Linked DNA regions of Mus musculus: region 2 is linked to region 1. Evidence: chromatin loops called from intact Hi-C (ENCODE). Cell type or tissue: left cerebral cortex. All regions are shown on one strand. Each heading gives the region's core, and the rest is flanking DNA. Links, peaks and the distances in the headings are about the cores only.

What was found. A loop is a pair of places that touch in the nucleus more often than their neighbours do. Peaks named below come from ENCODE experiments on the same cell type or tissue, not always from the same donor. Only the 100,000 strongest peaks of a DNase experiment are listed, where the experiment ranks them.
Region 2: a loop joins it to region 1, with 7 times the contacts of the local background. A loop is called at or near these places in 3 of 42 quality-filtered maps.

Annotation. Positions count from the first base shown.
Region 1 is chr15:19,275,251-19,278,178 of GRCm38, reverse strand. No RefSeq gene overlaps it. Among named protein-coding and RNA genes, the nearest start is that of Gm35496, 91 kb to the right of the region's middle. In left cerebral cortex, for the core only: a CTCF peak has its summit at 1,535 (motif pointing right); a DNase peak (open chromatin) is centred at 1,610; H3K4me3 peaks cover 386 bases; H3K27ac peaks cover 223 bases.
Region 2 is chr15:19,039,127-19,042,054 of GRCm38, reverse strand. No RefSeq gene overlaps it. Among named protein-coding and RNA genes, the nearest start is that of Gm35496, 140 kb to the left of the region's middle. In left cerebral cortex, for the core only: a CTCF peak has its summit at 1,757 (motif pointing right); a DNase peak (open chromatin) is centred at 1,779.

The DNA.
Region 1 (2,928 bases), core at 220-2,719:
AGAGAGAGAGAGAGAGAGAGAGAGAGAAAAGAATATTATCATGATTGCAAATAATTTCAGTCAACACTACCTTATATTTACACCTGATGTTTTTATGCTTTTTTTTCTTTCTTAAACTTTATTTTATTTTAATCATGTATATGAGTGTGTGTGTCTGTGTGTGGATTCATCCATATAAGGGCAGACATCCATGGAAGCCAGAAGTGTTAGATCACTGTGGATCTGGAGTTAACTGATGTTAGTGGTCCTCATGAATATGAGGCTTCAAAGATTCGAAAACATGCCTTCTCTTGAACAGTATGAGCTCTTAACCCCTGAGACATCTCAAGTCCTATTTTACAACCTCATCTGAAACAAATTTCCTTGAAGAAAGAGAAGGGAAAAATGAATGCCAAAACCTACTTTTGGTATCATGGAATGGTTTGGGGATGTCGATAGTTGCAAGCTGGTTAAAACTAAGCATTAGAAGAAAACATCAAGAAGATTAAGAATCAAGTTTAGGGTCTTGTGTGAACCTACCAGAGTTTGATGATTGGTCAACAATTGTCCTGGACCATTCAGCCCACACAGAGTAGAAGCCGCAGGTTAGATTGGCCTAAAATGTACTGCTTGAGTTCAGTAGCTGAGGAGACTTATGTTATCGAGCATACCAAGTAACCCATAAAGGAGAGGACTGCCAGGACTGAGGACGGGAGAAGAGGAATACAAAGTTAGAGGGCCACATCATGGAGAGAAAGCAGAGGCGAGGTAGAATTTTACGAAGGACACAGGGTAGAAAATCTCCACCTCCTTCAGCATTCTCATGGTACCAAGCTTAATAGACCTTCGATCTTGTTTCTTCATCCACTGTCCTCAAACTTTCTGATTTTCTCATAACAGGAAAAATAAAAGTATCTTAAATGTACTACTTGTATTGACAAGTCATATTCATGAGATCCATATTTCCACTAAGATTATGATGACAGTAAAGGAGACTGACATTTGAATAGCTCGTCACCTCAGAGCTAATGATTAGTGAGAAAAGATGATTAAATTATGGTCTTAACTATGAAAGTCTTAGCCAATTTCTCATTCTCGCATTTGTTTTTGTGGAATTTATTTATTTATTCATTCACTTTGCATTACAGTGGAGCACAGTGGGTGTATTTATAGACGATATATATATATATAATTTGTTTTACTTTTTCCCCAAAATGGTTGTTTTATTTATTATTTCACTTTGAGACTTTTATAAATTTGCAATGGCAATGAAGAACTAAAACAATCTAGGTCAAATATCACATTTATTGTACTGGAAGATGTAACTGAGAATAATATATAAAACTTTAAACCATAAAAATGCTTATGTCTTATTCATGCACAGTTTAGTTAGAAACTATATACACCTTCATGTTTTAGAATTTTAAAGCAGACTGTAAAGTGTTTTACAACAGCGTTCACATGCAACTCTGAATATCATTTGGAACTTTGACCAAAGAAAGCAACGACCAGCAGCAGTTCATGAGCCGCTCTAAGCTCCTGAAATCCAGAAGATGGTGCTGTTTCCATTTCTACTGCAGTTTGCAACTGCACAGAAACAATTTATTTTCAGTTCGGCTATTGATGGCTGTGAATTATTGACCGTACCTTCGCAATAGGAACAGTTAATGCAGCTTTGCTCTTGAGGGTTTCACATTTACAAATAATTTGCATAACATTTCCACACACCGGGTATTAGAAAATGTACTGCATCACAAGCCATCTCACATTAATGGACCCTGATCAGTTGCAGCCAACCCAGTTATCTTTTGCAAGGAGTACTCTTAAATGTGAAAATGCATATTAGATAAAAGACCTATTTAATTTTCTGGTTACTTATACGGCTATTAAAATGCAACATGCAGACCATTAAAGTGGTGATGATCCTTATTTAATGGAATGTGAATTTATTCTTCCAAACGCTGAGCAGTTTTATAGTGACATGTTAATTATGCACTAGCCAGGCACAAAAGATTTCAGCCAGTTAACACAGATAAATGGGGTACGTGGTATCTATAAAGTATCAAGCCTATTCCACTTCATGCAGACTTTATTAATGAATCCTTCATAACATCTTACAACTGTCTAGGATACTGCTGACAAGAGGAACACTTTGAAAAGTTCCTCCATGTACCTTTGCCAAGCATTGTCCTTGTAATGCTCACAGACTGTGCTGTCATTATCATATCCTCCCTCAAAGAAAAGTAAAATAAAAAGGGCAACTAGAAATGTTCAAGTATACCTACCAACAAATCAACACAGAGTAAATAGGTGAAAATAGATCTAAAAATGTTTGTATATTTCTAGCATGGATGACAACTTCGCTTCTTTCATACTGAACTAGTGAGACCCTAAATTAAATTAGCCAATTTTTTTCCTTAAAAATAAGAATACAGGTGCCTTTGTAAAGTCAGCCTTTTAACCTATATAAGAATTTTAATAAATTAGGCTTAAACAGTATGATTAAAATATGACATAGGCACTTTTTTTTTTTTTTGGTAAAAGAAAGCATGGACCAAAATACAGAAAAATCTGAGAAAAGAGAAAGCCACAGAATTATTATTTGTGCTGGAGTCTGTGTGTGCTGTACAGATGGATCACAGATGCCCAAATAAAGGGATGGACAACAATTAATTGCATTGTTCCTTAGTGAGCAGGCACCTATAAACAATAGTACATAACACATGTTGCTTTTTAAGGGGTGAAAATTATCCTCTGGAATTCCAGAATGGAGGTTTCAAAGACAAAACAGGTGATTATCTATCAGTCATTAGTGGGTACTTTTGTATTTGTTGCTCTTGTATCTTTTAAATGTCTTTCCTGAGGCTAGCTAAGGAGAAAAAAAAGCTTAATTAGATACTGTCAGTTGAGACTTGGAACAAACTTTTTTTTCTAGAAACTTTGAAGAAT
Region 2 (2,928 bases), core at 226-2,725, 240 kb after region 1:
ACACAAAAATATTCTAAGAATATGTTTTTGTTTTAATTTCCGGTGTGGGATATCAGGATGCTTCAGATTTCCCTAGGCAGCTATTTATGATTTGCCTCATGCTCTAGCAGGGGCATGATTTTGCCCACACCATATAGTTTGTGTGACATTTAGAATTCTGTGTACTTTGCAGAAGGTATATAAATGTTAAGGCCCCAAGAGCTGGAGGGCAGATTGTTAATAGTTAGTTACTGTTGGTTACTGTTGGTTGTGCTTTTAAAGTAGTAGTGCACAAAGAGGAAGAACAAGTTAGATATCCTGACAGTGAAGACCAAACATGCCCCAAGAAACTCTATACCCCTAAACAGCAAAAAGTAGTTTTTATCTCTTTTCTAGTGTTAGGGTTTTTGAAGGGGTGGAAAGGTATTGAAGTAGGGCAGAAAAAACCAAACCAAACCAAAGCAAAACCACAAAATAGGCAAAGTCTGGTTGCAGATTGTAACTTGGAAGTTGATGCTTTCATCAAATGATAAAGCACACGAATTTGTATTTTAGTGTGAAGGGAAATCAATTCCCCATAAATCTGATTTATATGTTTATTTCTAATACTCTAGTGTTTCATCCATGTCATAGAATCACACATCAGGAAGTTTATCATTTCTCAGAAACACACTAGCATACATTCAACTTACTATTAGAGTGCTCTTATTACTTATGCTTGCATCTGTACACATTTTTTAAGACTATGAAGAATGGATAGCCATAGAATTTGAACAACAGAGATAAACTTAGTTATATATATTGATTTATTTTCTATTAGGATACTTTAGTTTGGATAGTGTTGACAGAGAAAATTTTAAAAAAGGAGTTGAATGCCCAACAACTTGAAAAAAAAAAGCCAAAAACAAACAGTCTATGCTTGGTCCCCAAATGGAACATTATAAACATAAACCACAAAAGCTTGTCAAACACTACTAAAAGAATAAGCAAAAATATTCCTACAGTTAAAGGTTCAAGGAGAATACTGCAAACTACCTTCTGATGTGGCTTGTCTCTTCTGCCCATGAACTTACAGCAACTTGTACAAGACATTGGAAAGAGTCAGCCATTAAAACAGCATGGTTGGGAGAGGCTGAGGATCCTCCATGCCTGACTAAGTAGTTTCTGGCAATTGGTGACTGCTAGGGGAAGAGTTTCTTCAGCAGTGTGTCTCCCAGTCGATTGTCCATGAGTCAGTGGAAGCCTTTGCACTCATGCTTATATGGGCAGCACTAATTGTACTTAATTAGATAATTTTAAAAACTAGAGAATAAATACATAGGAGTGAGTACCCCACTTGGGGATGCATCCCATATACAATCACCCACCAGACACTTATTTGGATGCCAACGAGTGCTTACTGAGAGAAGCCTGATATAGCTGTTTCCAGAAAGGCTCCACCAGTGCCTGACAAATGCAGAAGTGGATCTTCGCAGCCTACCATTGGACTGAGCACAGGGTCCCCAATGAAGGAGTTAGAGAAAGGACCCAATGAAGTGGTTTGCAGCCCCCTAGGAGAAACAACAATATGAACCACCAGTAGCTCCCAGGGACTAAATCACCAACCAAAGAGTACACATGGAGGGACCCATGTTTCAGGTGTTTACCTTAGAAGCTGCTAAAGCATCCACCACTTCCTTCTACCTGAGAGACATTTTAAGATGTTTATATTTTGTGGGGACTGATCTCTTCCTTCATCTCCCTCTATGTTTTGTAATGTAACTTAGCAAGCAAGTATTTAGTGAGTGCCCACTAGATGTCAGACAATCTCTTAAGAATTTCAGAAGAGCAATCTCCTGAATCTTCACATATGTTGAGAAGAAACTGGCAAGGAAGACTTCAGGATAGCAAAGAGATAACATTTTACTACGAACTTAAAAAATTTTGAAGTGGCCAGCTTCTATATACACCCTTTTTAGAGCTATGTTATTGCTTTGACTATAAGTGCTCATTATTTCTTAAAGATTCCACATAATAGATTAGTTTAGTGAGATGACTTTTGTTGTTAGCAATTATACATTGCTGAATCTATAGCTTCTAGTGGCTAGACAATTACTCTTCACCTAAGTCACCTATCAGGCTAGGTACTTGTTTTACAATCACATTTATAAGATATATCACATTATTAACACAAAACAACATATTTTAAACAAGTTTATAAGCAATTACTCCCTCACTCATTCTTAAACTACTGAGTGTCTTCCATATAACCAGTCCTATCTTCTCTTCTGTAGGTAAAATGGTGCATATTCCAAAAAATATTACACTTGGAATTAGAGAATTTGGTATCAGAAATGAGTACTGAAATGTGACCTCTGCATATTCATTTAGTCAGCACAGTCAAAATTTAAGCTTCAGTATAAAAGTTAATATTACTTTGTTGTGCATTCAGATAGTAGTTTCACATACAAATGTCCGTTAAGAGCTCCGGGGTACTGGTTAGTTCAAAATGTTGTTCCACCTATAGGGTTGCAGATCCCTTTAGCTCCTTGGGTACTTCCTCTAGCTCCTCCATTGGGAGCCCTGTGATCAATCCAATAGCTGACTGTGAGCATCCACTTCTGTGTTTGCTAGGCCCCGGCATAGTCTCACAAGAGACAGCTACATCTGGGTCCTTTCGATAAAATCTTGCTAGTGTATGCAATGGTGTCAGCGTTTGGAAGCTGATTATGGGATGGATCCCTGAATATGGTCCATCCTTTAGTCTCAGCTCCAAACTTTGTCTCTGTAACTCCTTCCATGGGTGTTTTGTTCCCAAATCTAAGAAGGGGCATAGTGTCCACACTTCAGTCTTCATTCTTCTTGAGTTTCATGTGTTTAGCAAATTGTATCTTATATCTTGGTTATCCTAGGTTCTGGGCTAATATCCACTTATCAGTGAGTACATATTGTGTGAGTTCCTTTGTGAAT